Regions from separate parts of the Mus musculus genome. Here regions 2 and 3 are each linked to region 1. A link is a loop called in an ENCODE intact Hi-C map of the cell type or tissue named here. Cell type or tissue: heart. All regions are shown on one strand. Links, peaks and the distances in the headings refer to the core of each region. The heading gives the core; the rest is flanking DNA. Region 1 overlaps Ppfibp1 (PTPRF interacting protein, binding protein 1 (liprin beta 1)). Region 2 holds the start of 4930479D17Rik (RIKEN cDNA 4930479D17 gene). Region 3 holds the start of Ppfibp1 (PTPRF interacting protein, binding protein 1 (liprin beta 1)).

The links. Hi-C counts contacts between places; a loop is a spot of excess contacts. Peaks named below come from ENCODE experiments on the same cell type or tissue, not always from the same donor. Only the 100,000 strongest peaks of a DNase experiment are listed, where the experiment ranks them.
Region 2: it touches region 1 in a loop (2.7-fold over the local background); 10 of 42 quality-filtered maps call a loop at or near these places.
Region 3: a loop joins it to region 1, with 2.0 times the contacts of the local background. A loop is called at or near these places in 6 of 42 quality-filtered maps.

The regions. Positions count from the first base shown.
Region 1 is chr6:146,988,102-146,998,869 of GRCm38, forward strand. Ppfibp1 (PTPRF interacting protein, binding protein 1 (liprin beta 1)) reads left to right here. Exons shown (of 31, transcript NM_001355728.1): 5 at 2,413-2,499; 6 at 4,301-4,414; 7 at 5,205-5,336; 8 at 8,289-8,381; 9 at 8,708-8,800; 10 at 10,066-10,180. Among named protein-coding and RNA genes, the nearest start is that of Rep15, 39 kb to the right of the region's middle. In heart, for the core only: a CTCF peak has its summit at 6,330 (motif pointing left); no DNase peak of the experiment used is centred there; H3K4me3 peaks cover 771 bases; H3K27ac peaks cover 1,032 bases.
Region 2 is chr6:146,655,102-146,665,869 of GRCm38, forward strand. It overlaps 4930479D17Rik (RIKEN cDNA 4930479D17 gene), which reads left to right and starts at 2,117. Exons shown (of 3, transcript NR_046277.1): 1 at 2,117-2,244; 2 at 8,973-9,393; 3 at 10,112-10,302. In heart, for the core only: CTCF peaks have their summits at 5,699 (motif pointing right) and 7,765 (motif pointing right); a DNase peak (open chromatin) is centred at 9,210; H3K27ac peaks cover 1,507 bases.
Region 3 is chr6:146,879,610-146,890,377 of GRCm38, forward strand. It overlaps Ppfibp1 (PTPRF interacting protein, binding protein 1 (liprin beta 1)), which reads left to right and starts at 8,885. Exons shown (of 31, transcript NM_001355728.1): 1 at 8,885-9,074. In heart, for the core only: no CTCF peak of the experiment used is centred there; DNase peaks (open chromatin) are centred at 5,492 and 8,842; H3K4me3 peaks cover 1,039 bases; H3K27ac peaks cover 2,773 bases.

The sequences.
Region 1 (10,768 bases), core at 1,721-9,720:
TCTGCCTCTGCACTCCATAGACTAGAACATCCACTGTGTGTCAGGGTCTGCCTCTGCACTTCATACATTCACTGTGTGTCTGGCTGACCTCCAGAAGAGGTCATGCCATGTTCATGGTCCCCAGGGCGTGTAGGTCGTTCTGACTACTCCATCAGACTCTGGTAAGTTAATTCTGGACTGGAGTGAACAGCATGGACAGGGTTGTGCAGTGGTGATACACCCGCTCTAAGCATGCATTGCACACTTGCTAAATTAGCTTCTGGGTTTTCTGTAGACTCTTGGGAAATGTAACCCAGTGCGTCTCCATCTTCAGAAGGAACACCCCAAATTTAATCTTTCCTTCTTTTTCTTCCTCCTCTTCCTGACTTTTCTTTTTCTTTTTTTTCCTCATCCTTCTTCTATAGTGTTTTGTTTTCAAGATATGACATTTTTCACTCCCAGAACTGAAATAGAAATCTGGAGAGGTAGAATAGATGCAGGTTAATTCTGGAGAAATAGATGTCACATTGGATGTGCCCTGGGGAGGAAGAGTGTGCAGTTTCTGGTGTTTGTTTGTTTGTTCGTTCGTTCTGGTTCTAACTCTGATGAGATTGCTTGTGGTTGAGTTCTGGATGCCCCTATCTGTCCATTTTGTATTTCTTCTGGTTTTATTTCTGATGTATTGAAAGGACTATTCAGGGAATCCTATGGATACAGTATATAATGTAGCTAGGAAATTATGAGGAGCAGATCACAAGCTGGGCGTAGTGGCTCATGTCTGTAGTCCCAGGAGGCTAAGCAGAAGGATTATTCCTGACATCCTGGAGAGGGGGAGGACAGTGGATGAGAGAGGGGAGGGGAAGGCGGGGTGTCTTACATACTGTTATGTATGTAAGACAATTTCATGTGTCTTACTCTTGTTGAGACTTTTCAAATGTGTCATTTATGACTTGGATATGAAAACAATGGAAGAAAATCCAAGCACAGTGGTGCATACTTTCAATCTGAGCAGTTAGGAGGCAAAAGCAAATGGATCTCTATGAGTTCGAGGCCAGCCTGACCTACGTAGTGAGTTCTAGGTCACCCTGCTCTACATAATGAGTTCCAGGACAGCCTGATCTACATAGTGAGTTCCAGGACAGCCAGGGCTGCATAGGAAGACTGTGTCTCAAAAACAAATAAACAAAAATAAAAAGTGTAGAAAAGTCTGTACTTCCTTGGACAGTGTACTATGCATAATATACAAAGGTGATTTAAAAAAAAAAAAACAGCAGAAGGGAGAAGAGTGGGAAGGGGAATGTGGACGAGCACTAAGGCAGATGCCAGGAGGGTACAAGCTGATGGCCAGGTTTTGCCTAGGAGCTGATCTTAGCATTGTATAAACCAATAAAAATGTAAGAAGTTAGTGAAGCCAAGATGGAAAATAATTGCAAAGCTAGCAAGCAGGCCTAGCTTGTCAGTACCACCAGGAAAAATCACTCTGGATTGAGTGTTTAAGCTCTGGTGGGGAGACAGAAAGGCTTCTGAAGGCTTTCCAGGCAGGAGCCTTTATCTTACGATTTCATCTTGTGACTTGTAGAGCTAAGTGGACGGGAAGAAGCCTGGCAGACGCTGTCCATGTGTCTGCTCCATAAACAGGCATTGGCAGCCTGGTGTGGAACCTGGGGATGGAGTGGTAGGAACAGGAGGGCATCACAGGTCATAATCACTGTTCCACACCCCAAATTAGTGACAGGGATCATTCAGGGACAAATAGAGTACTGTCCTCTACTAGGTACCCAGAACTTCGTTTTCCCTAGGGCTATGTCTATGGCTACTGGAACATTCCAGCAGCTGCTGCTTTTTAGAGTCTGTGCTGGTTAGCTTTCTGTGATCTTGACACAATACAGAGTAATTTGGGAAGAAAAGGTCCCCATCATCATATTAACGTGTACACAAGCCTATGGGATGTATTCTTAATTAATGATTATGTGGAAGGTCCAGCCCACTGGGATGGGAGCATTTCTGGGCAGGCAGTCTTGGGTTGTATAAGAAGGTGGCTTAGCAGGGCCATGAGGAGCAAGCCAGTAAGCAGTGCTCCTCTAAGGCCTCTGCTTCAGTTCTTGCTCTGACTTCCCTTCATGGTGGACTATAAGGTAAAATAAACCCTTTCCCTCTCAAGTTGTTTTTGGTCAGTAGTCACCACAGTGGTACATTTAGAACCAAGACAGGGTACTTGTTTTCTGTTTACTCAGAAATGGGGTAAGTCTAGTGAGTTGTGTTTAGGTGCCTGTAATGCTTATTTTGAAGTCAGTTAATTCTTACATTTTCCATCCATGCCTGCTGTGCTAAATTTAATCCAGGCCCCTTGAGTTTAAAATATCAGTTTTACTGATTGATAACATATCAATCCTAAGAGAGAGTTGACCTTACTTATGTTACTTTCTCATTCAGACAAATGGACATCTACCTGGGAATGGAGATGTGTATCAAGAAAGGTTGGCACGTCTAGAAAACGACAAGGAATCCCTCGTTCTTCAGGCAAGTGGTACTTGAGGCCATTCCTTTCTCAGGACATGTGTCCTTGCAACTTTGAATCACATATATGTGCAACACCTGTATTAAGCACCTGTAGTAAACATGTCATCTAAGCAATATAACAACTGCTTATGTGCATTTACATTGTACTGGAAAACCTGTGGCTGAGAGTATAAGGAAGATGTGTGAGCTGTATGTGAACATACTGCTGTTCCATGAAGGGACTTGAGCATGCACACTGATATCTGCAGGGATTCTCGAACCAGCCACAGACAGATGCCAAGGGAAGACTGTACTTTCACAGACTACTGAAAATGAAACAATTTGTACAGCAGCCCAGCCAGCCACTGAAGGAAACAGCCAGTGCAGAAGAAGGCAGCTGTGGTGTCAGTGACTGTAATCCCAGGACTTAGAAGGCTGGGGCAGGAGATTTGCCATGAATTTGAGACCAACCTGGGATATAACCCCAGATCCTATCTTTTTTTTTTTTAAAGATTTATTTATTTATTAATTATATGTAAGTACACTGTAGCTGTCTTCAGACACTCCAGAAGAGGGAGTCAGATCTCGTTACAGATGGTTGGGAGCCACCATGTGGTTGCTGGGATTTGAACTCCAGACCTTCGGAAGAGCAGTCGGGTGCTCTTACCCACTGAGCCATCTCACCAGCCCTCTCAGGTCCTATCTTACAAACAAGAAGGGGGTGCTAGGTCAGCTCTCTGTACCTGGAGTGCGCAGGGCTGGCTGTGGCCAGCTTTGTCACCCAGTTCTCAGGAGCAGGTCAGACTTGAGATGATTTTGCCACTTGAGATGATTTTGTATGTCCCCTGCTGTCAGATCTGATTTTATATACATTTCAACTGGAAATCCAGATCTGTGAATTCCCGTAGTATAAAAATCTCTTGTCTGAATATATATTAACTTTCCATCTTTTAAAATGACACACAAACCGTACAGAGTAGCCGAGTGGAGCCTGCTGTTGGGGAGTACTATGCGGTACTTGCTTTTGCTTGCTTCCTCATGGTGTTCCTAAGTACAGAGAAAATGCCTTTATCTTTATGTTTCGAACGATGTGGATCAAAGAGTATTTATTCAGCTGGTATCCCAGGGGGAAGACTTGTAGATCTGCATGGAACCCTGGGGATGAGGGATGGGCTTCACTGTTTGTTTCCTGGGCATGTGGTGCAGTACCCTGGCTTTTTCCTTTTCCTCTTTGGTGTTGGGACCTGAACTCATGCTAAGTGCACCACAGCACTCTTCCTTTGCCCTTGCTTTGAACGCACTTGTGACCATGTTCATCTTGGAAGAGCTTGTAGAATTTGAGGTCTTTATTCACCTTTGCTCCTTTTTATTATTGATCCGTGAAATCTGCGTGGTCCTTTGTGCCTGTTTCCTCACTTCCTCTGTGGCTCCCGACTAGTAGTCTCTTACCATCGCCTTCAACATCAGATTTTCCTAATGACAACTGAAATGGTTTTAATGCGTAAAGAAACTGCAAATCTCTCATCAGCACCATGTTTCTCCTAAATTGAATAGGAATCCTTGGATCATAAGGCAGCATAGGGCTGCAGAGGCTGCCCGGTGGTAGAGAGCCTGCCTATCCTAGCATGCACAAGTCTTGGGCTTGATCCACACAAAGCGAAATATAAATAGCAAAGGGTAGGACCACTGTCCTCTTGTTAAGTTTGTGATGTTTTAAACCACCGTGAGTGATGGATCTTAGTCCTCATTCCAGTTAGAGAATGAGCCATGCTTTGGGGCCCAGAGCCTTTCAAACTCATAGCCTCTTGCTTTGATTTAATAGGTAAGTGTGTTGACAGACCAGGTGGAGGCTCAGGGAGAGAAGATTCGGGATTTGGAGTTCTGTCTTGAAGAGCACAGAGAGAAGCTGAATGCCACTGAAGAAATGCTGCAGCAGGTATGGGCCAAAGCTGGTGGGGGAGGGGATGCTGGATTGTGTTATCTGAGGTGCAACATTCCTGTCTTGTCTCAGCAGCAGTAAATTCCAGAATCCCTAGACTGTTTTGTTTGAAGTCTAGAGTAGCAGAGTCTAAAACCACAGAGACACACAACACTGTGCAGTTATGAGAGAACACAATATTACAGGAATTATAAGTTGATCTTTTGCGCTCATATTATTTCTAACTCTCAACCGTGAGATGAAAAATCACCATATGTGGCTTGTTAAGGCAAAACCTCATATATATATATGCGTCCCAGTGCGTACATGGGGCTTGTGGATGAAAAGCCTGTGATGCCGCAGAGACTGTATTTGGATGCAGAGTTGCTGCTGTTGAACATCAGTCTGTGCTATTGCCTGCCTTGACAGGCTCCGGACCTCCCTGTCCTCGTGATCTAGGCTTCCATGTTTCTAGAAACCCTGATAAATGAGGCTGATAAGCTCTTCTTCCTCAGGAGACTTTTGCAGGGACTGAACTCATGAGCATGTCTCCCAGTTCCTGATATAGCAGGCACCATGCACAGCACCATCAGTGCTGTCGTTGGGCTCAGGAGTCTGCCAGATGCGTCTCCCCGACACCCTGATGACACGTTGTAGTTCTGTTCAGAAGAGGTCACTAGATTAAGTGATCCTCAGCCGTGTGGTGTGTGGCAGTACTTCACCCACAGGCTACACTTAACCGTTGCCGCTCTGCCGTCACGACAGAAATGTGTAATGTAAAACTTGTGAACATCTGGAATCCTAACAGGAGCTTCTGAGTAGGACCTCCTTAGAGACACAGAAGCTGGAGCTGATGGCTGAGATCTCTAACTTGAAGTTAAAACTGACGGCCGTAGAGAAGGACAGGCTGGATTATGAAGATCGGTTCAGAGACACAGAGGTAAGTAGCGCATGCTCGCATGCTCGCATGCTCGTTCTGTCTCTTCCCTCCCTCCTCAGCCCTCACTGTGCTCCTTAGGGCAAGAGCACTGCTCAGTCTCTTCATCAGACTGATTAAGGCTTTTAACCCCCTTTGATGTTTGAGACATGGTTTCCCTGTGTAGCCTGGCTGTCCTGGAACTCACATTGTAGACTAGGCTGGCCTCGAACTCAGAAATCCACCTGCCTCTGCCTCCCGAGTGCTGGGATAAAGGCTTTTGCCACCACCATCTGGCTTTATTTTCCTGTAAGAGTCTGTTTAGACTTTTCCCTTTTCCTTACCCTCTCATCCCTAATAGAACAGTTGCTGTTGAACCTTCGTAGTAGCTGGGGCTGCAGGAGGATTGTTTCAGTGGTGGTGGGAGGAGGCTGTAGGGATGGGAACTAGGAGGCTGGATGGCGGATAGGAAGGGAGTTGAGGAGGCTGTCCACACTGTAGGAGGCGGAGTCTTACTTACCTGGTGCACTGTGCTTAGTTTAATCTGGTTATGAGGCTGGTTGTGAGGTTTTGCAGCAGGTGTTTGTCACGCCTTGTTTCTCCCTACTTCTGTCTTCTCCTGTGTTCTCATCCAGGGACCCTGAGAACCTCTAGAAAACACAATCCTTGATCATATCCTATGAAATAGTTTACACTGCTGATATAAGGGTGTACACATATTCACAGGATACATTACAGTATATTTGGTAATTTTACATTTATATTTAAAATAATCAAAATAGCATTCAGACGTTGAAACAGAATAGAATATGTACATGTTCTGGCTTAATGTCCCCTTAAAAATAAAACTTTTAGCTAGCTATTCTGCAATCCTGAATCGCTTAACACTGCCATAATTTTGAGAGTTTGGATGTTGGTTTCCAGGAAAATGTTGAAGTAAGTGGGGAACATTTATAGGTGTTTCCAAAACCTAGTGCGTTAAAATCTTTAAACCTTGAAGATTTGCGCCCCCTTCTGGTGTAGGCACAGATGGCTAAAATGCAGAGCTCTGAGTAGCGCCTGAGCTGATAAGTGTAGTAGTTTAGATTACATTGGTTTTTAAAAAGATTTTCTTTCCTTTTCTCTTTTTGCATTAAAGAGGTAGTTCCATATTTTCCAGCCCGACTTGTCTTGGGCATATCAAGCTTCTCACAGGTTGGAACTTCAGATTCATATTTAATCCATTGCCACCAAAAACAATTGGATAGTTTGTCTTTAAAAAAAAATAGGAAAATGGCCCCACTATGTAATTTGGTTTTCTATAATTCTTCCTTCATCTTTGCAGTCAGCACTAAAGGAAGGGGTAATGTTTATAGCAGTCCCTGCCGGGGGTTCAAAGCTGCCTGTTAACAATAGCAAAGCCTGAAAGATCAAAGGAAGGAAGGCCACTCCTGGCTTCTATGCAGGCAAGATAAGCTAGCAAGAGAAACCAATTCTTTTTAAACTTGAATTCAAATTATTTAAACAACTTTCACAAGTACATTTTTAAAATGGCAGTAGAAATGGTATACAATTATATTCTGTTATAAAATCATTTAGGCTTTTAAAATTTTACATGTATAAAATTATGTTATTGTATTAGATATATGAATATACTATATATATATATATATATATATATATATATATTAATTAGACCCTCATCTACCTTCATGTTGAGATTGTTGGCTTAAAGAAACTTAAGTTTATATTTTTATAGACTAGGCAAAAATTATAGAAATCTTTAAATAACTATAATGCATCACAGAAAAGAATTTTAAGGTTAATGGAAGAGAAAATACTCTAGTTTATATGAAAAGGTGGGGTCCATAGTTAGTTTTAATATAGAAGCAGATGCTAAGTGGCTTTGTTGGTGTTAGACAGCCTTCTGCATTAGTTGTGTTTCTGTGATGTTACAGTGAGCATGGAACATCAATTTGTCACAGCCTAGAACCACCTGTCAACAGTCCCAATTGAGTAATTCATCTTTGTCAGGTTGGTCTTTGTCAGGTTGTCAGGTGGACATGGTGTGAGGAATTGCCTTGACTTTCTTAACTGCTGTAGGCAGGTCCAGCTTATGGTGGGGCCTCCATCTTCTGCACGATATAGAAAAGCTAGGTGGACATGAGCCAGGTCAGTGAGGCAGTGAAGGAGCCAGCAAGCAGCACTCATCTGGTTCCTGGTTCCTGCTCCCAGGTCTCAGACTTGGTTTCCTGCCCTGGCTTCCCTCAGTAATGGACAGTGACCTGGAAGTATAATTCCTCCCCGCCTCCCCTCACCACACACACAAACACACACACACACACATACACACACACACACACACACACACACAGTCTGCTTTTGGTCAGATTGTGTCAGATCGTTTGATCACAGCAACAGGAAGAAAACAAGGACTCATCACTATAACAGATACCCAAGACAGCTTATAAAGAGACAGTTTTATTTTAGCCAACGGTTTTGGAGAGCATAGTCCATGAATAGTGGGCCTCATTGCTTTGAGATGGCGTTGAAGCAGCACATTATCATGACGTGCAGGCAGGAAGCAGAAAAGACGGCAAGGGGCTGGGGTCCCCAAATCCCTTTCGAGGGCATGCTCCTAATGGTCAAGAATCTCCCTGCAGACACTGCTGCTTCAAGGCTCCACAAACCTTCCAGCCCCACACTGGGGTCCTGGCCCACAGTTCTCACAATAGCATTTCTCTAGTCAAAGTCATAGCTACGTTTTTGTTTTCATAAGCACTTAGGGCAGAAGCACTAGAAGGTTAAGTTAGTATTTTAGTGGAAGTGTGCTTTGGCAGTTAGGGGTAAATTTCACTGGATCTCCCTTTATTAGGACTGGTTCTCAAACTCGTATCCAAGGAGCTGTGCTGGCTTAGGGCTTTCTGGCTACTCTTTTGGTGACTGTGCCATACCCTTTTCTAATTATTATTATTACTATTATTATTATTATTACAGGGGCTAATTCAAGAGATCAATGATTTGAGGCTAAAAGTCAATGAAATGGACGGTGAAAGACTTCAGTATGAAAAGAAGCTCAAGTCAACTAAAGTAAGTTTCTCTGGGGAAAAATGATGTTTTTTTTTTTTTTTAAACATGGTCTATTGTTCTATGAGAAATATTATTTAAAAGAAAGTGTTTTCCAACTGGTACACGGCAACACACATATCTCACAACTAAACCGTGTTTCTCCCAAGCTGGAGGTGCTTAGTTGACACGCTAGAGTTCTCAGTAAACCCAAGGCTTCACTAATCTGCCAGGACACAGCCTGTGGCATCTGGGTTAGCTGACCTTCTTTATGAACTGATGCTGTTTTCTTAGTTATTTAGCTTATCTTTTCTGCCTCGTTTTCTCTCATTCCTCTGTCTCTCTACCAGTCTCTAATGGCCAAACTCTCTAGCATGAAAATCAAGGTGGGTCAGATGCAGTATGAAAAGCAGCGGATGGAGCAAAAATGGGAGACCCTGAAGGTGTAGTAGACGTTGGCGGGAGCGGGCTGCCGCCTTGTGGCGTGTGTCGTTCTGCTGTGATAGTGTTTTCAGTAGCATGTGCATCCATTGCGTGTATGTGTGTCACCTGTCTGTTAAGAGTGCATACACCCAGATTAAAGGGACAACAAGAGTGCTAATGTAAATAGTAAACGGGCAGAGCATAAAAATGTCAGCTTATCAGCTTACTGCTTAGACTGTCTGACCCCTAAGTATCATAAGATAGTTGTTCAAAGTTCACCTGTGGAAGAATTCCGTCTCGTATGAACTGGAGCCTGCTCTCCTGTGAGGGGTCCCCGGAAGGCCAGTGTGTGTGCGTTCCTTATCACGACAGGGAAGAGAAGCCACTGCTCAGAAGCCCTGCAGGGAGAGGGGGCAGCACCTCTTTCAGGGATACTGAAAATTTCTGGACTTGGCTCCATCCTGTCTATCTTTACTATGAGTCAGGAGTACAGGGCCAACCTGGCCTCCTGGGTGGGTTTTTCATAACACTGAATGTATAGATAGCTGAATGAAGACTGAGAATAAATGCCACACTGAATAAAAGATGCCTGTTGCCATTGCATAACTAATTTCTGTGACAGATACAGCCTGAAAAATATAAATTTGCTAAACTAGTATTTTCTAAAGCCAGGCTGAGTTTTAAAATGTTAACAAATACATCAGGGCCTCAGACGCTCTTGCAGATTTCGTCATTTCAAAAGGAACACTCAAATCCTCACTTTCCATTGCCATAGGAGCCTGCCTTATTCAGTGATAAGAGTAAATTATCTACTTCATGATTTGGTCAGTCACCCCTGAATTGCCTCCCTGTGGCTACTGATGCCCAGGGACGATCCCAGAACCATGAGTGTCACCTTGAAATGCTGAGGGAACCAATCCAGCCTCTTTGAATTTGCTTTTTATTTTGCTTTTAAGACAAGTATCTAATTTGGTCATCTTCAACTAACTTGGTGAGACTTTGATTTAGCGCAGGCAGAACTTTAGAGAGTACTCGGTCTTGGTTATACTTCAACTTCTTACATTTACCCACAAACTTGAAACATTTACACTGCAATTATTACAAATTATTTATATTAATGGTGTTTATCCTTGCCTCTGTCTAATTTGTGTTTGCGTGTAAGTTTTTGTGGGTTTTTGTCTCATTCCTATAGTCTGAGTATTGATTTTTAAAGGGCTAATACCGCTTTATGCGTATTCCTTTTCTGCCATAGTCTACTGTTTTAAAATGAATTTATAATTTGTAGGACGAATTGGCATCTTTAAAAGAGCAACTGGAGGAGAAGGAATGTGAAGTAAAGAGGCTGCAGGAGAGACTGGTTTGTAAGGCGAAAGGAGAAGGGATCGAAGTCCTCGATCGAGGTAAGGCTGACTGTGGTACTCGATGGTTTCATTGTGATCCTGTAAACTGCAGGAGAGGATCTGCTGTTGGACAGTAGAACAACAACTCCAATGACATTTTAAACTCCAATGACATTTGGATCTGACCTCTGCAGCTCTAGCACGTGGAAATGGAAGCAGAAGGAATATAGGTTGATACCAGCCTGGGTGACACAGGGAGACCATGACTCAATTTAAAAAAAAAATCTTGAAATATAATATGTATAATGTCTGGCAGTCCTAGAATGTGTGTGTGTGTGTGTGTGTGTGTGTGTGTGTGTGTGTGTGTGTGTGTGTGTGTGCGTGCGTGCGTGCGTGTGTGTGTGTGTGTATGTATGTATGTATGTCTGTATGTAGCTAGCAGTTTCTGACTCATTTGGACAGATAGATTCTAGTTGGTGTAGTTTTGTCTCATGCCATGTAATGTATAGAAACAAGTTGCATTCTGCACATATTTCTTTATCCATCAGAAAACTCAGCGTTACAGAAGTAGATTTTCCTCCCTGGGTCTAGACATGAGTAAAATAACATTACAGGATGTTCAGAAATAGACCACAGCTTTAGGGTTGA
Region 2 (10,768 bases), core at 1,772-9,771, 330 kb before region 1:
AAGGAACCTCAGAGACCATTCCTTACTGGAGGAGGCATCTCATCCATACTGCCCATCTCCTTCAACCCTTGCTGTGTTTGTAATCCTGTGCCTGGGCTTCCTACACTGCTACTGCTGTGCTCTTAGTAACCAGAAAAGAACCTGACATAGCAGCAGCCAAACCTCAGTTTCTGTGGTCAAACCATAAAAGGAAGTCAAAGACTAACCAGGGTCTACTAACTAGTAGGTTTTATTGGTAGGGCATAGCTAACCATCAAGGCACAAATAATTATTCCTATTGCTTAAAACTCTTTGAGATCAGAGGAAAGGGTACTCTGGTTCATTCAGGGCCCTAAGTATTGCACAAAAAGCAACATACTAATCACACTTTTGAATATAAATAAAAACATAAAGGAAATATTAGCAGATTAAATCATGAGTTCTATGAAATGGGGGTGGAGAGATGGCTCACTGATTAATAGTCCTTGGTGATAAATCATGAGAACCCAAGTTCAGATTCAAGCACCCATGTAGCAAGCTGGGGCACCTGCAAACAATACATCTAGCTCTGAGGGATGGGATGCCCTCTTCTGGCCTGCACATGCACACATGGGCATACATTTGCAGACAGGGGAATAAAATTAAAATAATTTTCTCTCTGACAGGATCTCACTGTATAACCCTGGCTGATCTTGAACAATGTGTAGATTTGACTGGCCTCAAACTCAGAGATCTGTCTCTGCCTCTTAACTGCTCACATTAAAGGCATGTGCCGCCACGCCTGAGTATAATAATGTGGGGTGTGCTCTCTGCTTCCTGACTGCACGAGGTGTGACGAGCTGCCTCCATGTGACTAGAAGCTCTTGCCACCGTGACGACTCTGCTATGACTGTGCCCTTGAACAGTGAGACAAAATAAACCCTTAGATTTTTTTGTTTTGTTTTGTTTTTTTGTTTTGATTTTTTGAGACAGCATCTTCTGTAGCCCAGGCTGGCCTGTAATTCACTGTGTAGCACTCCAATTCCTATCAATCCTGCCTTAGCTTCCCAAGCGCTGGAATGAAAGTTCTGTTTTTCGTTTACTTGAGACAGACAGTTTGCTCTACCGTGTTGTATGCAGGTTGTCCTTGAGCTCACTGTGTATATGGAGCCCAGGGTAGCTTCAAATTCTTGATCTCTATCTCTGCCAATAGAATTCTGGAATTACAGGCCTGCACTGCCACATCCAATTATCAGTACTCCAATAAGTAACAAAGAAACTGGGTATCGTAGCATGTGCCTTTAACTCAGGAGGAGCTCTGATCAAGGCCAACCACAGCGAGAGCTTGTCTCAAAATCAGAATTAGAACAGCACAAAGCAACCTTTATGATAAAGATCTAAATAGGAAAAAGGAGTGGTCAACCCTCTATCCCTAGAAAACTCCCTGGTCGCTCCTGTTGAAAATGGTTCTAGTAACAGTTCAGGCAGGAAATGCAGCATGTAAGAGTGGATCCTGGCCGGGCGGTGGTGGCGCACGCCTTTAATCCCAGCACTCGGGAGGCAGAGGCAGGCGAATTTCTGAGTTCGAGGCCAGCCTGGTCTACAGAGTGAGTTCCAGGACAGCCAGGACTACACAGAGAAACCCTGTCTCAAAAAACCAAAAAAAAAAAAAGAGTGGATCCTGAAAAAGGTGTTGTCATGGTGCCAAGTAGGTCCAAGAGACCCAGGGTGCACCCCTTGTCTCTGCTCTCAGAGCTGTAGACACAGGTGGACTAGGCTCTCAGTACAGAAGCAGGGCGGCAGACAGTGGGAGTCAGCGTCCTATTTCCCTTGGCACTTCTCTTTCACTCATTCCAAAATAGGGCTCACCAGCTTTGTTCCTAAAGGACCGAAGACTCTAAGCCTCTGTTGGGATTGTATGCAGACCTGGGAAGAGGAGGGAAGCCTTTGTCTACTTGTTGGATCAGCTCAATCTGCTGAGTTCAAGTGGGTCTGGGTCAAGTAGCAGCTAGGGAGACAAATACAACCTTGTGTTTGGATGCTAGGCATTAGGCTATTCCTCTGCCCACCATGATTCCTTGGTGGAACTCCAACTCCTTGGAGACCATTGTTTGCATAGTCTGATAACTATAGGGAGGAACACAGTGTCTCCCTGTACAATATCTTCACTCCTGCCAGAATGATAACAGTACCAGACTAGCAATGGTCTCCCAGGAAGAGATTTCATGGCCCTGAGCGCATGTCAGAAGCTTGCAGGAGAAAATGGAGGAACCTAGACAGTGCTGGGTCAGTGATGGTCAGGAAAATGGAGCTAAGGGGTGCGGGTCACTGGTCCTCATTATTTGTTCCTCAACTCAATGAGGGCCTGTGCTCTGACTCTGAGAACTCTGGTAGCCCTAGGAAGCATACGCACTCAGGCCAATGAGAATGTAATAGAAACTGGAATTCAGAACTTAATGAGGGAAGATAAACATGTCCAGGTGAGACAGCATTAATGCTAAAACAGCAGAGGCTGAAAACAAGCATATTACAGAAAAAGAAGCGTTAGAATTTAAAGGTATAAAATCAGCAGGCAAGTTTGACCAAGGGGAAATAATAATAAATAATATTAAACAAAAGGTCAAAGTGTAGCATTGATGATAGAACATTGAGAACATTGGAAGTTAAGTTAAACTAACAAATCTGGAAATGCTGACAAGAGGCCGTTCCTAGAAAAACTTAGTAAGTGGACCCAAGCATAACGCCTTGTTAGGCATTACAGTTATTTAAACAATAGCTAAAACTTACCTACAAATAAAGCACCAAGTTAGAGTAAGTTTTACCATGCATTCAAAATTGGTCTTTGGGGCTGGAGAGATAATGCCCTTCTGTGGACTCTTTGGAAACTCACACATGTTCACAAGTGCACACACATATATACGCACACACACACACACACACGCACACACATGCACACATAACACATACAGAGTTACATAGAAAATGAATCTAGCTGTGTGTGGTGGTGCACACTTTTAATTTCATCACTTGGGAGGCAGAGGCAGGCAGAGCTCTGTGACTGGGCCAACCTGGTCTACAGTTTGAGTTTCAGGCCAGCCAGGGCTACATATTGAGACTCTGTCTAAAATAAAAATTAATATTGATATTTTTTATAAGTTTTGTCTCTGAATTCCAGTTTTGCACAAAATATAGGAAAAGCCAATTGCCATGATTTGATAGTGGTAATCCAAAAATAATTATTAAAGCCTATTTCACTACTAAATTTGAAAAATATCAGCAAATCAAATTCACTGGCAATTAGGGAATTGAATGCCTCACTTTGAATCAGTGTTTAATCTCAGGAATGACAATTTTACCTTTAGAAAATAAGTAACTTCATATTTGCCAATTTAGATGTTCATTTTTTAAACAAATATTCATTGATCACTTCAAAATGTAATGTATTTTTCAATTAATTAAATATGATAATATAATTTAAAACACTAGTAGATTAAAATGAGAGTCACTCAATAATCCATCTTGGTGAGGGACAAGTATTTTTTTTTAAGAATTATTTATTATTATATGTAAGTACACTGTAGCTGTCTTTAGACACACCAGAAGAGGGTGTCAGGTCTCATTACGGGTGGTTGTGAGCCAACATGTGGTTGTGGGGATTTGAACTCAGGACCTTCGGAAGAACAGTCAGTGGTCTTAACCGCTGAGCCATCTCAGCAGCCCGACAAGTATTTTTTTTAAAACTATATATTAAAAAAAGCTTTTAGTAAGGGAGAAACAAAGTGTTTTCATATATAAAGTATAGGGCTGATGAGATGGCTCAATGGCTGCTCTTCAGAGGTCCTGAGTTCCATTCCCAGCACCCACATGGTGGCCCACAGCCATCTATAACTGTGGTCCCATGGGATCCAGTACCCTCTTCTGGTGTGCAGATGTACATGCAGACAAAACACCTATATACATAGATCATATAAATAAGTAGATATTGAAGTATAAAGTGTGTGTGTAAACCATAGCATACATCATACTGTGAAGTCAGATCCTCCAAAAACCTGAGCTCTAGGTACAGTAATAACCACATCCATTTCTCTTTGTGCCTGTGCCTGTCACCAAGGCTTTAAAGCACAAAACAAGCTAAAATTGTAATATTTTTGAAAGTGAAGCGAAGCGAAACTTATTTAAAGCCAACAGAAGGAGCCTGATGTAAAGTACTTGGGAGACTGAGGCAGGAGGATTTCAAATGTGAGGCAAACTTGAGTTACATAGATAATTTTGGGCAACCATAAGTAAGCAAACTTGCATAGGTAAGTTTGGATTAGTTTGACACTCATAAATATAACAGGCTAGCAACAACAGGTAGGAAAAAGTCTTCAGTAGAATTAACCATAGAATTCAAGGAAAAGCTGGGCAGGCAGTGGTGGCACACACTGTGAATCCCAGAACTCAGGAGGCAGAGGCAGGCTAGTCTCTGAAAGTTTGAGGCCAGTCTGGTCTACAGAGTGAGTTCCAAGATATCCAGGGCTACACAGAGAAACCCTGTCTTGAAAAACAAAACAAAATACAAACAAAAAATTCAAGGAATAAGTACAGTGGAAATGTAAGAGCAGAGTAAATATGACAAAATGAAAAAAATTACAAATCACTAAAAGATTTTAAATCTAAATGAGAGTTGGTGTCGTGATAATTGTTCACCCAATTTTCTTCAACAAGTCCAAATTTAACACAATTTTAGTTAAATTTCCAGCATGGATTTCTGTGGAATTTAACATGCTATTTCTGAAATGTACACAGAAATCTGAAGGGCCAACAGTACTCCAGATCCCCACGAGAAAGGGCAGCAGAGTGGTGGAGCTTGTTTTAATCCTTATACAGGAGCCTCAGATATGGCTCAGTGGTAGAGATCATTGACTGCATTCAAGGCTCTGTATTCAACCCCCAGCCACACCCCCTCCAATTATACAGAGTTAGATCAATAAATTAGCACAAGAGAGCAGAGGGATAAAACATCTGCATCATCTGCTTAGATTCTTGAACTTTGCTTGTCACAGATGTTGCAAGTCACTGAAGAAAACCTGTTTGCATATTATATATGTGTGTGTATGTATATGTACACATATGTATATATATACACACATACATATATGTATATGTGTATGCATACATGTAACATATGTGTTATATATAGTATTATATATATTAACCATACATGTATGTGCTGTATATAGTATATACATTTGTATATATATTATACACACCACATATGTGCACATATACATGCATGTTGTACTTTGAAGTCAGTGCTTATTGGGAGCAGGGAAGTTAAAATGCTCAGAGGTTAAACAGTGATGATAGCTACACAAGTCTGGGAATATACTAAGAAATACTTCACTGAGTCGTTTTGAAGTGTGAATTTTACATTATGTGAGATAAATGTAAGGACATTTAAAATTCAGACTTGATATGTAGGTCACTGGTACAGTAATTCCTTAGAATGTGCAGGCCTTGGGCATGGGCTCAGTTTTAGAAATCAATCTGTCTATCCACTTATAAATAATATTCATGCCAAATGCACTAAAAATCTTCCACGTAGCCTGGTACACCTTTAATCCCAGCACTTGGGAGGCAGAGGCAAGAGGATCTCCAAGTTTGAGGCTTGGTCTACAGAGCAAGTTTCAGAACAGCCAGGGCTACACAGAGAAAAACCAAAACAACAAAACACTTCCATATCAAGAAGACCACAAGAGGGCAGTTTGACCTTGAGTTTGAGCCCTACATGGGGCCCTGGCTGGAGTGCTGTTTCCTGACATTTAGGGGGCTTGATTAGCTAGACTGGTCGCAGTATCAGAAAACTGATTTCTCTGAAGTCTGCTAACACTAATGAGAATCAATCTTGTGATTCTATTAGAACTAGCATCTTCCTGGAAGCAGAAACTCACATAAAACCATCAAATATCCTTTTTCTTTTTCTTCTAACATGAAAACCAAAGTGTGTAGACACGTACTCACGGTAGGGAATTTTAAGCCTGCCTCAGAAAGGTTTAGCCCTAGGACTGAATGCAGTGTCACGTAGAACACTTGACATGAGACGTTATTTAATGCACATACAGCATGAACCCAAACCTCACAGTCTTTCGCTCCAATGCACAGGGACAGCTAATGTAGAACCTGCATCTCTCTGCCCGACACCGCTCTCTCTGATGGAACACCTCTCTGCCGGTGCGCCTCTCTGAAGCTTTTTGGCAACAGATGTTTAGAAATAGTTTTATTATTTTGCTGTGAGAAATAGTTTTATTATTTTGCTGTGGTTTTGTCAAAAATGATGTATTCCATCAAAAAAAAAAAAGTCTGTGTCACTACTTAAGACAGCTCTATACCCGTTCGTCTGATCTACTTTAAATCTTTCAAAGTTAGTTTTAAACCTTTTTATTTAAACTATGAACATACAAACACTTTGCTTTTGAAATCTAAAATTTCAGTTATAATCGTGTGTGTGTGTGTGTGTGCGCGTGTGTGCACCTGTGTGTGCGGGTGTGCTCACTGATGCTTGTGTGTGTGTACACCAGAGACTGACAACAGGATATCTTCCTCACTGACTTCTCTACCTTACTTTATTTTACTGACGGCAGAGATAGACGTCTGTGCCAGGGTGGTTGACACCGAGCCTACCATTGTCATTGTGTAAACAGTATAGCTGTGAGGTGCTCAGTGTGAACCCCAAAGACCTCTGTAAAAAGTGTGGCAAGCATCCCCATAAAGTGACCCAGCATAAGAAGGGTGCAGGTTCCCTGTGGGCTTGAGGGTAGTGCGGCGATGAGAAGCAGAACAGCTATGGTGTGGAGACAAGCCAGTTCTCCAGCTGGCTGAAACCACAAAGAAGACTAGAAGTGCTGTGAACCAAGAAGGCACTGGCCATGGAGGGATGTAAACATATATGCTGAGAGGAGGGGAAAAGAGAAAGGGAGCCAAACTTTGTTCTTCCCATTTTGAGAAGGAAATACTGGAGCTGTAGAAAAAGTCAGAAGAAGTAGTGTTAGTACTTAAAGATTTGTTTAGGGGCTGGAGAGATGGCTCAGCAGTTAAGAGCACTGACTGCTCTTCTGAAGGTTCTGAGTTCAAATCCCAGCAACCACATGTTGGCTCACAACCTTCCATAATGAGATATGACACCCTCTTCTGGTATGTCTGAAGACAGCTACAGTGTACTTACATATAATAATAAATAAATCTTTTTTTGTTTGGTTGTTTTTTTGTTTTGTTTTTCGAGACAGGGTTTCTCTGTGTAGTCCTGGCTGTCCTGGAACTCACTTTGTAGACCAGGCTGGCCTTGAACTCAGAAATCCACCTGCCTCTGCCTCCCAAGTGCTGGGATTAAAGGCGTGCACCACCACCGCCCGGCATAAATAAATCTTTTTTAAAAGGATTTGTTTATTCTTATTTTATGTATATGGTGTTTTGTCTCCATGTATGTGCATGTACCGGTGCATTCAGTACCACAGAGGTCAGAAGAGAGCATCAGATCCCTAGAACTGGAGATGATTGTGAGCCTCTGTAGGTGTTGCAGATTGAAACCCGGTCTTCAGCAAAAGCAACAAATGCTTTTAACTGCTGAACCATCTCTCCACCCCCAGTGTTAGTATTTTTTAAAAGCAGTGGTTAGAAAGATTGTCCAAGTCTTAGTGTTAAGTACCCAAACCAAATTCGTCATTGTATTCTTTCCTTTTGGAATACATACTTTATTCTAAGTTATATATACACACACGTATATGCAACTGTGTGGGGTGTTGTACCTGCGGGTGCAGTGCTCTTGGAAGCCTGAAGAGGGCATCAGACCCTTTGGAGCCAGAGTTACCGATGCTTGTGAGCCACTAACTAGTGTGAGTTCCAGGACTGAACTTGCTTCCTCTGCAAGGCCATTAGGCATTCTCACCGGAGGAGCCAGCTTCTCAGCCCTATCATATTTCCTTTACAGGCATACATTCTCAGAAAAGAGAAAAGAAAAACAGTTATTTTGATTAAAAGCCCATTTGATGAAGCAGTAAGAACTCTTTAGTCTGGACTCGTGACTACATACCCTTGGTTCTCCATGGGACCAGTTGTGACATATGCATCCATAAAGTACTTCTGCGTGTCATAGTCACGGCTCCCTTCATGCACTGCTGTGCATTAGTGACTGGCACAGGCTGGTAAGATAAGTAAGTAAGGTCACACTAATCCTGTCCCTTTGAGGGAGTGTATCCGTTGCCAATAATAAAACTTTAGCTTTCAGGTAAATAATTAAAGTTTTAGAAGACATGCATTCTCTCTGTGAATGTGACAGTTTCCTTATACCTGGAGATGTTTCTGATATGCATCAGCAATAACACAAGTGCAGAGTATGGAAACATTGTTTAAACTCTAGGCATTGCAGTGCCTGCATGCCATCCCAGAGGCCAAAGCAGCTGTGCTCTGTAGTGAGATCCAGAGCAGACTGGCCTGTACAGCAAGACCCTGTCTCAAAAAAGGACATGGACAACCATCTAAAACGGCGTTAAAATCTTCCTCCTGGCCAAGCATGGGGCACACACCTCCCTGCACGAAGAGGGTAGGGGTAGGAGAACTGTTGCAAATTTGAGGCCAGCCTGGCCTAACAGCACAAATCAGTCCAGCCTGGGCTATAAACAATCCCTGACTTTAAAAAAAAATACATATTTCTCTCTAAAATGTTTCTTCAGATCTTCTTCACATACTTCAACCAAAGCAATATGTTATATGATAACTGACACAAAGCAGGAAAAGATATCACAACCCAGCACTGACAAAAATCTTTCTGTGCTCAAAAATTATGTGTATGTGTGGGAAATAAAGTGTATCTGTTCTTATAGGGTATAGCGTATTGTTTTTAAGTAAGTAACACTGATTTTATCTTCATTTTAAATTCTTAGATGCTGGGGCTGGAACCCAGGGCCTCGTGCTTGCTGGGTAAACATTCTCCTGCTGAGAGAGTTCTTTTCTTCTCATTCTCCCTCTTGTAACCCCAGCTTGTTGGAGTTGGAAGTTTGAATTGTTGGAACCTGGCAAGAAGAATTCTCAGGATGTGAAGGACTCATACAAACCACATCTACCTGCTGAGAGGAGAGATGCCTTCCCCCACAGAATTAGCCAGACGCTTCAAAAGTCTGCTTATTATCTGGACTCAAGATGAGCAAAGGTCACATGGTTCTTTTTTGTTGAGCTGGAGACAGAGGTTCGTGGACTCCAGCCAAGCGCTCTGCCTCTGGGCTGTCTCTAGCACTCTGTATGACTGGGACTCAAGATCATCTGACCTTGAACTCATCCTACAGTCCAGGCAAACCTTGAATTTGTGATCCTCTTGCCTCAAACTGGGATAAAGGCTGTGCCACCTCGTTCAGCTTGAGGACTCTTTCCAAGTTACAGCTTTCTCCTGCCGGAGCTCAAAATGTAAGAAAGTCTCTAGACAGACAGTTATAATAGATAGTTAAATATAGATAAACTGGCTCAGTAGAATAGACAGTTTTTAAATTATGGTTCTCACTCAGCACACAGTGAAGGCATTGTTACGGAAAGCAAATCTGTCCCAAACCAAAACCAAACAACAGGCACCGCATCCGCAGGACCCAGCCGAGGTCCTGACCCAGTGTGGTCTCTCTGACACCTGCTCCTTCCAACGCTTCAGCCTGTAAGATATCACAGCACATCCTCGCTTTCCCAAGAGTGTTGCTGTGAGAGCCTTCTCCCCTACCCAGGCTAACGCTCGCTCTATTTATTGCATGGATTATTCTCACCTCCCTGGTTTGTGCTTGTTACTTCTAACAACAGCGGGTGCACAGGAATTTAGGAAGGCTTTTCTAGGCCCGAGATGGAAGTTCATGGTCAGGTTTTAGGGTTTTTGGTTTTTTGTTGTTGTTGTTGTTGTTTTGTTTTTCCCATTTTTGGCTAAATAAAGCAATGGAAGAGTCTCCAAGGCATGCACGCTGTGCAGAGTTCAGGACTTGTGTGGTGATTCAGCATTGACTTTTAACCCTCATGGTTTTCCGGAAAATCATACAGTTACCGAGAAAACCAATATAACACTGGCTTTGAGCCCAATAGGTACACATTGGGATTATGAAAGGCGGGACCTTACTGTGTGTCTCCTATTATCTTTTCCTCCTTTTAGATGGGACCCAGAGGTTGCAAACCGTAGGCCAGTGTTCCATCACTGAGTGAACCCTACCTCTGTCCCAGCTGCCAGGGTTCTGATCATTGCTGCAAGTCCTTCTAAGTCTGGAACAGTGATGAGTCGTCTCATCGAATCATGTGGCCTGTATCAATAATATATATGCTCAATAATATATATACTCTGACACTAAGAAGCCAGTAAGTGTTATTTAATTCTTTTAACTTTTTTTTTTTTAATTTGAGGCACACTTGTGCCACAGCAAGTGGAAGTCACAAGACAACTTGGTGGAGCCAGTTCTCCTTGCACCATCCATGTGGGCCCTAGGGATGAACTCAGTCACCAAGCTTGATGGCAAATACCTTGACCTGCTGAGTCATCTCACTGGCTCAATGACGTTATTTATTTACCTTCTAAGGAAAAAAGGAGAGGAGTGACTGAGGTACCCACTTCCTTAAAGTACTTGCAGGGTAGAAGTTATTTCAGGTTTTTGACATCACAGTGCTAAAGTAGGTACTGGGTGCTAGGTACTCGGCATTCCTTAGAAGGCATTTGAGAATCAGTACTTTTGCTTTTTTTTATTTATTTATTTATTTATTTATTTATTTATTTATTCATTCATTCATTCACTCTCTCTCTCTCTCTCTCTCTCTCTCT
Region 3 (10,768 bases), core at 1,140-9,139, 110 kb before region 1:
CCATCCTTTGATTAACAGGAAAGCTCAAAACATTACAAATAACTTTATAAGAAAAGCAGCATTTTCTTTGTCTTGCTGGTCCTTCTCATGAGAGGACTTCATAAAAGCACAGCAAGATTGTTGGAAAGATTTGTGTGTGTGTGTGTGTGTGTGTGTGTGTGTGTGTGTGTGTGTGTGTGTGAGACAAGATGGTAGCAAGGTATGCTCTGACTTTGTTCTCCCCCTAATTAGAACACAGCTAAACTTCAGGACCCTCAGTGATCTGGCTGCAGATCTAGAGGTTCTGGGAAGATAACATGGCGTTCAGGCCCCTTTCTCTCGGTCTTCGTTCACCGGACCTGTAATCACAGCTTCCTTCACTCTGGTTGCTTAGGGAAAGGATGAGGTGGAGCAGGGCCTTGTAATTAATATAATGACATTAATTAATATGCAGTGGTAATTACCTGGTGCAGAGTAACACATTCTGAACTCCTGTAGTGTCTGAAAAAAATAGACCCTAAGACAGACTAAGACCGACTCGAAACAAGTCACCAGGAAACAAGATTAGAAACATGATCTTGGCCACCAGGTTGCATCGCATCTTAAAATTTTTCTCATCGATTCAGAATAGAATACTCAGCTCTGTACTGTCTGCGGCTCTTGGGAAATATGAAACACTCCCACGAGTGTGCCTCAATAGAACCATAGGTTAGTGACGCTCATTCAAGGGTTTCAGATCATCCCAGCTGATAGAGACAAGGGTGTGAGACAACCCGAGAAATGAGAGAACTGGGGGGTTGGGGTGCCGGGAGAAGGTGGAGCCACAGAGGCTCATGGGAACAGGGCGCAAGCTCTCCCAGACAGTCTGTATGCATCCTCTATGTAACAGCCTTTCTTTCTGCAGGCACCAGCCCCAAACTGGGGTGGCCTCAGGGAAGTTCATAAGCTCTTTGTGGCTGTACAAATTTAGGAAATAAGACAGGCTTTACAGAATTCATGCTAGTGTACATTAAAGATTTAAAGATTTAAAAGTGGTGTGTGTTTGTTTACTTTTACAATTATTATTTTTGTTATTGTAGTTACATTTGATCCCATCTGCAGCTGCTACAGCCATTCGTGTCATGGCATCTACTGCCCCATGACTTCTGGCCACCCAGTGTTCTATGTGGGACTCTCAGACCCCCTCCCTTTCAGTCACTAACTGCTTTGTTTTGATCTCTTTTTCTGTAACTTCACACTCCTGCTTACTCTTGGGGCGGCCCACTGTTTGCTTTTCTGTCTTTGCATCTGCTCTACTCTAGTGTCTGACATTTAGGTTCTCACACCCATTGTCTTTGGAGAAGACTTGATTGGGCCAGTTAGTGAAGATTCAACACGGACTTCTGAGATCCTATTTTTGTTGCACTGATAGAGACAAGGGTGTGAGATAATCTAAACTCACACTCAACTCTCTGAGTCAAGTGAGGATTCATGGTACAGTCAATCCTATCACATTCTGTCTGGCAAGATGGCTCAGTGGGTAAAGGTGCTTGCTGCCAAGTCGGATGATCCAAGTATCACCTCTAGCACCCACATGGTGGAAGGAGAGAAATGACTGCCACAAGTTGTTCTGTGACCTCCACACACAGATAAATAAATGTAGAAATAATTTTTTAAAAGATAAGGTAAGGAAAACAGGTGGGGGATGGGTACGGCAGTATGCAACTCCCATTGCAGGGGCAGGGGCAGGGGCAGGGGCAGGGGCAGGGGCAGGGGCAGGGGCAGGGGCAGGGGCAGGGGCAGGGGCAGGGGCAGGGGCAGGGGCAGGGGCAGGGGCAGAGGCAGAGGCAGAGGCAGAGGCGAGAGTCAGGAGCAGCTCTTTGAGTTCAAGGCCAACCTAATCTACACAGGTTAGCTAGGGCTGCACAGTAAGACCCTCTCTCTCTTTTAAAAAGGAAAATTGTCAAGGCATATTACCTTTACTGATTTCTTTCTCCGGTGGGGTTGTTGAGATGGGGCTTCTCTGCTGAGCCCTGGACGTCCTAGAACTCACTCTGTAAACCAGGCTAGCCTCAGACTCAGAGACCAGCCTGCCTCTGCCTCCTGAGCGCTGAGGTTAAAGTCATGCACCATGACTTTATTATTATTATTTTTACTGTTATAACATTTCCCATTACATCCGCAGGTACTGTCTACATTCTCCCTGAGGGATCCTCTACAGTGAACCTTCTCAGACTGCTAGAAGAAAAGCTGTGGGGTCACAGCTGCCAGTCTGTCTGTCACATGCCCACCTCAGTGGACTCTGCCTTCCTCCCTACTGACATCTCATTTATAGATGGAGAAATTGAAGCCCAAGATGCCAAATGATGTAGGCTCAGATTTTACCTAAGGACAGGTGCTGATTTTAATAGTTAACAAACAACAACTCAGGTATGGGTGATAACTTTTTCCCCGACTCTCCATAAAAGGATGCCTGCGGTTATTACATCATATCTCAGTGTGAATTCAAGCAACAGAAGGTCACGTGGAAATGACCTAAGATGAACTAGAAGCACGGTGGTTTGAAGCATTTAAAAGGGAGACATGCTTAAATAATAGTTGTGACACTTTCCCTTGGCTTCCTGATCCCCTGGCTACTTTAACAGACCACAACACTAATTACTTGGCAGTGGAGCTGCTTCAGGCTCAGCATCCTTCCTTGGAAAGGCATTTCTGAAACCAGTGTCTGGAGGAGCCAGCGAGGGCAGGAACGCGAGAGATACACTCTCCAGCCCGAGCTTTATTTACCAGGAACAGTTTCAGCTCACCAGGAAGAGTCCATCCGTGAAAGCAATCTTTCAAACTAGGGCTGTCTTTCTCATGTTATATCTGCTTTTAGAAAACTCTTTCTCCTCAGCCTCCTTAGACAGTAGTTTCTGGATTGAAGTTAACAACAGATCACTCGAAAATGTAAATTCTGGCTTAGTGGGCAAATTCTACTTAAGGTTAAGGACTAGGAGAGACTAAATAAAGAAACATTAACTTAATGATTGTCCAGGAGCAAAGGTGAGCATGGCAGAAATGAAATGTGTTGGTGTGAGGCCTAGGAATGACAAAAGGCATTATTACTCCGGGAAATGAGGTGTCCCAGAGTGCCAAATGGGAGACATTTGTATCAGCAGTAAGACACGAGATAATGAAGCAGAGCTTTGCCTAACGCTGTAAAGAGTGGAAAATCAAAGGGCAGGCAGTCACCTCCTGAGCAGGCTCTGTTGTTGGTCCAGCACCTTCTGTTGTTCCTGAGATCTGTAGACATCTCTGCACAGAATGCATTAGGCAGAAGGATGAACCTGACCTGGGATTCCTACAAAGGCCTGGTGGCTTGGGAAGGGGTGGCCTGCTTGCCTTGAATGCTATGTAGATCATCTACACAGACTGGGAAACAGGAATCGCACCTATGTCTTGAAAAGACTGGACTCCGTATCCTGGGGGTTTCTTCAGAATAACCCAGTTAGGGCGCCCTTCCCCTTTGGCCACTCCTCCTTTGAAGGGTCTTGCTATGTGGCCTCAAATTCCAGGTCGTTACCAATCTTCCCACTTCAGTGTCTTGAGAGGCTGAGATTACAGACGCACACCACTACCTAATATTTAAAAATAACTTAATCAGCTGAATCTGTAATAAGATTATTTAAGGGAATTTAAAAAATCTTATCATTAATCAAAGGCCGTGAAAGGTGATCATTCTTATTTTTAACTAAGAATGTCTCCTTCAGCTTTTAAATGGATGGATACAACAGATAAATTGAACGTACCCAGGACGTTTTTAGATTTATCTGGTGAATAATTAGAGAGTAACCTTGGGAAAGAGTAAAGTAAGGCTCACCCTTGGGACAGAGCATTTCAGTATTACTGACCTAGTTCTTGGGAGGGAGAGGGGTTGGAGTCACAAATGATGTCTGTAGTGCCAGCTCAGTAGTGCCTCAGTTAAGATTGGGTGCTGTCACCAAATGCCACACTACTTACTGGTCAGGCAGCACAGCAGCAGCGTCCTTGTGAAGAAATTCTAAAACCAAGCCTGCTTTGTTTGTTTTTGACTCATGGTTTACACCACATGTTTAGCCCACTCACTGGTCATGTGACTGAAAGCAGCTTGGGGCTCCAAAATCCTTTGGAGACAGTCTGTCCATGTTGCTCCTGAGCTTCTAAAGACATTGCCCACAGCAGGTTAGGGGGTGGAAGTATTCATTCAGTGAGGCTCTCGGTTGCTCTGGGTGTTGTGGTACTCTGCGCTTCAGAATCCTGCTGAGCCTTCACTCTGCTCATTAGAACGCCACTGATTGACGATAGTCATGTCCGGAGCTCTGATTAAGAGCACTTGCTATTCCCGCAGAGGACCTGGGTTCGGTTCCTAGCACTTGCATGGTGACTCATGATAGGGGATAGTAAGCTTGGGAGTTTCAGACCCCCCCTTCCGGCCTCGGGGGTCACTTTGACTTCTGCAGATGTTTGCATACATAAACTAAATCTTAAATAACAACCTGTTCCTCTCACAGATGGTTCAGGATTACAAGGCAGAGGCTTTTGAAGAGGAAAATGTGAAACCAGGTTCTGGCATACTGGGACAAAGATCCTCACCGTGGTCACTTTCCTGGCTTGTGTGTGCCTCTTCCTATGGGAAATACTGAAGAAGGGGCTTCCAATGACATTTAGGGTTCCTGTAGGGCCTCACTTTCCCCATTCCCAGCTTTCACTGAAGTCTCTCCCATTCCCCACCCCAACATGATGATAGCACCTGGCAGAGTTCCCTGAGACTCAGTACTAGAGTAACTGGGCAGACAATAGTCATGTGACCTACAGACCGATTGTGGACACAGGAACATTCCCATAAGCCACAGATGACCTGGGATAGAGGTTGGTGCTGGGTTTGACCCTTATCATCTTATTTTCTTCTGTAACGGTGTCCTGATTGGAGTTTCCCAACATACACAAAGGTCAGTGCCTTCAATGTTAAGTAGCAGACTTCCCTCTATTTTATTTTTATTTTATATGGATAGGGGTTTTGCATGCATGTCTGTGCACCATGTGTGTGTAGTGCCTGCAGAGGCTAGAAGAGCATGTTGGACCCGCTCAGACTGGAGTTACAGAAGGTTGTGAGCCCCTGTGTGGTTTAGAGAATTGAACCCTGGTTCTCTGGGTTGAGCCACTGAGTTGAGCCCTTTCTCCAGCCCCTGAGGCTATCTTATAAACATTCAGTATCACAATAAAATCCAAATGTAGAACAGGTAAGAGCTGGGACCATGGTAGAAAGGAGGGAGTCAGAGGCTGAAATGGCCCCCACCGGCCCTGCTCAGTGTGACTCCTGGTTTGATCTGCTCCAGATTGGGTCTTTTTCAGCTTTCCTTTTGAGTCTCTTGTTCCTTACACTTCGGTGGCAGCTGTTATCATTCCAGCTGTAGAGGGAACAGGAGGCAACTTCCTGTTATTCTATCCTGCCATCTCTATGGGGGTGGACGTTCCCTCCCCCTCCTGTGGCTGGCTGTGGTTTTGGAAGAACTGGAGTCTGGAGGCAGCCATCCTGTGACTAGGGCTTTAGGAGCGGCTGGAATCTTCCAGCCACCCTGTGAGGGCACCTGGGAGCAAAGCAGAAAGCAGGCACTGACTGAGGGAAGAGGAGGCTGGAGTAGTAGAGAGAAGTCAAAGGATGAGTTCTAGGTTGAATGAGAGACTGGCAGGAGGAGGGGGAGGGGGGAGGGGAAGGGGAAGGGGAGGGGAAGGGAAAGGCCTGCTGCTGAAAGGAACAGGGGCAGAGGGACATTGAGAGAAAGCCATGGGGAGGTGGTTGATGTTTTTGGCTGGAAATAATTCAGGAGTAGACTTCGTATGCAGAAGTGACAGGCCCCATTTTCTCCAGCCCTCTGTAGTTGTTACATTTGCTAAAGTCTCTCTTTGCATTTGGCACAAGGAATACACAGAGGCTCTTCAAAAAGTTTTAAACTTGATGCTGATGTGTGGTACAGACCTGTAACCCTAGCATTCTGGAGGCTGAGGCATTGGCTACATGTCCAGCCTGGGCTGCATCGTGGGTTCCAGGCCAGCCTGGACTACATAGTGAGACTGTCTCAAATATCAAATTTGCTGGGTATGGTGATGTATGCCTTTAATCCCAGCATTCCGGAGGCAGAGGCTTATGCACCTCTGTAGGTTCCAGGCCAGTGTGTTCCAAGACATCCAGGCTACATAGTGAGACCCTGTCTCAAAACAAACAAAACCCCCGCTCCTTTCACAAACTATAAAATGTTAAGAGAAAGGCAGGCAGGAAATACCTTGCTTTTTGTTTTGTTTTGGTTGTTTTTTGAGACAGGGTTTCTCTGTAGAGCCCTAGGTGCCCTGGGACTTGCTCTGTAGATTAAGCTGGCCTCAAACTCAGAGATCCTCTTGCCTCTGCCTCTCAAGTGCTGGAATCAAAGGCATGTATCACCATTGCCACTGGCAGGAAATATCTTTAACGAGGTAAAACTCAGCCTTTACACACCTGTAAAATACCTCCCACGGTAACCTTGGTAGGCATTGTGGGCCCCACTTAGAGTGGAAGTAGCTGAAGTTTCAAGTAGATAATTTGAGTGTTACACAGCATGTGGCAGAGCTCTGTAGAGGTCCACTCCCAGACCTCCCCACCCTGCCCTGTGATTTCACTGTGGCACACAGCAGGTCCTGACAGGTCAAAGCTTTAATTGGACCTTGACAGAAGAGTAGGCAATCTACTTATACCTTTGGTGAAAGTGACAAAAGATGGCACCCAAGCAGTGTCTGTGAGTCTCTCTACTAGAGGGATGGACAGAAGAGGGAGATGGGTGGGGGTGGGGATAAAATAGAAGCCTGACCAGGGCTAGTTTTAGGAGACCAGCTGAGAATTTCAGGGCAAGATGTTGATGACAAAAACAAACACTTCAGAAGCTCATTTGGTTTGGTGTAGACAATCACCGCTGGGGAATTCAAGGGAAGGCTTCAGAATAGAGTCAGTCAGACAGTTACCATGGTGACAATATAAAGTCAGTGCGAGCACAGGGGGCAAGTCTAGTTTATCTGTGTAGCTTTAGAGTTTCTGAAACTGTGTGGAGTATGAATAATCAATACTATTTTTTTTTTAAATGTGAGTCTCTTGCCCAGAGGTACCCCTGGGGGACAGAAGAGAGCGTCAGATCCTCTGGATCCGGCTTTATAGTCAGCTGGGACCTTGCTGAGGCTTTGACTCCTTATGTTAAAATCAGTTTACTTCCCATGGACAGGTGGGCTGGGAAGAGCATATGGGACACAATGAGGGACATTGTGAATCCATTGTGGTAGAATGGCGAATGTGCGACGTCATTAATCAAAGAACACACAATAAAGCCAGCTGAAAAGTCACATGTCACACACCTTAATCCCAGCATCTGGGATTAGTGGAAGAAGGTTCCTGAGTTCAAGGCTGGCCTATGTTACATAGTGAGTTCAAGGATAGCTTCAGCTACTTAAGAATCTGTCTCAAGAAAACTAAAATCAAACCCCCCAGTCAACACATACACAAACACACCACCTTCCGTTCCCCAGGGTGGTGGCAGCGGCGGCGGTGGGGGCTGGGGAGGCTCATAGCCAACAAAAAGCTAACAGAAACTAATCATATTCTGTATCCATAAAGCTGCTTTTCATTATTCAGTTCAGTTCTGGGTCTGACAGGGGAAACTGAAAGAAGGGCTCCTGAGAATCTCCCTGACTTTGCAGCCAAGAGGATTACACAGCTGATATCCACCAGAGGGTAAATAGTAGTTAATTCTTAATTGTTAGCTCAGTCACTGCAATTGGTTCAACAGTAATTATTATCATGTGGTTTGAACTCAGTTGTGAGGGTTCTCCCTTTTCAGTTGTGCATCAAAACAGAAGCCTTATGGGACTTAAAAAGTTCAGCATAGGGCCTGAAGAGATGGCCAAACAGTTAACCTCTTCTGCTCTTTTTGCAGAAACACTTGAGTTCAGCCCACAGCCCCTATCTCACAACTGGGAGAATTCAATGCTTCTAGCCTCCATGGGTACACACACATACTACACATAATTAAACAAAATAACAAAAATAGCTGGGTGTGGTGGTACACATCTTTGATTTGAATAGTTTGAGGCGGAGGCAGGCAGATAGCTGTTCAAGACCAGTCTGGTCCACACACAGTTTCACGACAGGACAAACAACAACAACAAACTCCAACAAAAATAATAATAAAAAATCTTTAAAAAGCAGGTTATTGCTGAGTGTGGGCCTGTAACCTCAGCTATTAGGAAGGCTAAGGTAAAAAGATAACAATTTGAAGACCAGCCTTGATATGTGTCACAGCGGGGGGGGGGAGAGGGGGGGAAAACCTCGAAAAAATATAAATAGTAAAACATTTACCCCCTCCCTCTGGAGAGTTCATTTTATTTCTCTGGAAGCTTGCGTGTCTTTTTATTTTTATTTTTGTCTCGTTACTAAATGCAAAAGCAGCCACGTGGTTGAGCGCCGCTAGATGACCACGCGGAACTAGGGTGGCCACCTCTGGGATCCTCGTCCGCTCAGTCTCTGTAAGTCCTCAGTTTCCCCTCCGGGGCCTTTTACTTTATCCGCGGGGCTCCCCGCCCGCCACGTCCGCTCGGTCCGCGACACAGAGGCGTTCTTTCGGGATGAGCGTCGCTTCTGACCCGGGAAGAGCTGCGAGCGACCGCCCGGCTCAGCGCAGCCCTTTATCCGCGCCCTACGGACCGCAGCGGACCGGGCGCGCTCCCCACCGACGCCCACTCCCAGCTCCGCTGGGCTCGGCCAGGAATGTGGGAGACCAGGCGCCGCCTCGGAGTGACCGCGCGCCCGGCCAATCAGCGGGCCGCAAGCGCGAGGCCCCGCCCCCTCCGCCCCTGGGGCTGGTTCCCGCCGGGGGAGGGGCGGGGCGGTGGGACGAGGAGGACCGAGGGGAGGCGGCACCTGGGCGGCGGTGATGTCAGCCGGGCGCTGTGCTCCGGCCCCGGCTCCTGTCGCCGTGTAGGGCGCGGGGGCGGCCGCGTCGAGAGTGGCGATCTGGCAGCCGGGCGGGTCCCGGGAGGCGGAACTGCAACTTGTGGAGCTCGGCGGCCCTCCGCCTCAGGTAAGCCAGCCGCGGGCGGTTCCTTCTGCGACCCGCGCCCGCGTTCTCGGGGATCTCTAGTGAGTGGGGGGCAGCAGCTTCGGGGTGACAGGAAGGGCTCGTCTGGGTCCTCGGTTCCCTCACCCGGACTCCCCACAGCACAGAACTCCAGTCAGGGAAGTGTGCTCGGACTCCCCCAGAGACTCCAGTCAGGGAAGTGTGCTCCCAGCTCACACCCAGACTCCCCTCCACAGACTCCAGTCAGGGAAGTGTGCTCCCAGCTCACACCCGGTCTCTCCTTCACACCACAGTCTCCAGTCAGGGAGATGTGCTCCCAGTTCACACCCGGTCTACCCCCCCCAGCACCCCCCCCCCCAGACTCCAGTTAGGGAAGTGTGTTCCCAGCTCACATCCAGACTTCCCTCCACAGCCTGCAGCCAGGGAAGTGTGCTCCCAGCTCACACCCGGACTCCCCGACCCCTTACACACCCACAGTCTCCAGCCAGGGTAGTATAAGCCCATCTCATACTCGTCCCCTCACCATACCATAGACTCTGAATCACAGAACTCCAATCAGTGAAGTGTGCTGGGACCCCACGCCTCAGAATCCCCACCACACCACAGCCTCCAGTCAGAGAAGTGTGCTTCCAGCTCACTCCTGGACTCCCCACCACACCACAGACTCCAGTCAGGGAAATGTGCTGGGACCCGAACACCCCAGAATCCTAGTACCATGGAACTCTAGTCAGGGACATGCGCACAGTTTTACACAGTGGGTATCTCACCACGCCACAGACTCATTCAGGACAGTGTGAGCCCATTTCACACTTGTCCTCCCACCACACCATAGACTCTGATACCACAGAACTCCAATTACAGAAGTGTTCTGGGACCCTACACCCCAGAGTCTCCACCACACCACAGACTTCAGTTAGGGAATTTTCGTGGGACCCCACACCCCGGAACTACTCCAATAATACCATACGCTCCATTCAGGGAACTGCAATGGGACCCAGACTCCCTGTAATATACCCCAGATTCCAGTCAGGGGACTGTGGTGGAACCCCAGAATCCCTATATAATACTGCAGAGCCACGCCACACATTTGGAAAGTGTGCTCAGACCCTGAATCTCGGTTTCCTCATATTACAAGAGAATGCCCATCAGGGACATATGCTTGAGCCCAGTCTCCTACACTACTACAGAACCAGCAGGGAAGTATATGTGCAGGTGGGAATATTTAAAAGTGTCACAAATATGTGAATCATCTTCCCAGAAAGTAAAGAGAAAATAGTTTTATGTTTTCTCAGTTTCCTTACATCCTACCATATATTGCTTAAGTAAAAGAACATCAGTGTTATCCTTGCATATCAATGTAAAATATTTTTTATGTAGTCCAGTTAGGATGTGAGAAATTCACTTGTATATATTCGTAGCTGTGGGAAAACTGGTTTCTTGGGGGCACAATTCTATAACTCTGTTGGTGTTTATACACCAGAGCAGTTAGGAAAGCGGCTGACAATCTAGATCTTGCCTGGGGCTTCTTGAGAAAAAGTTGAATGAAGGCTGTTAGTTGTGTTTTCAGGGTTCACTTTTAGAGAAAGGAGTTTAAGTTTTATTTTATTACTTTTTATTTTTAAAACAGGATTTCACTATGTAGCTCTGGCTGTTCTGAGCCACTGTGCAGACCGCTCAGGCCTCAAACTCACTGAAGT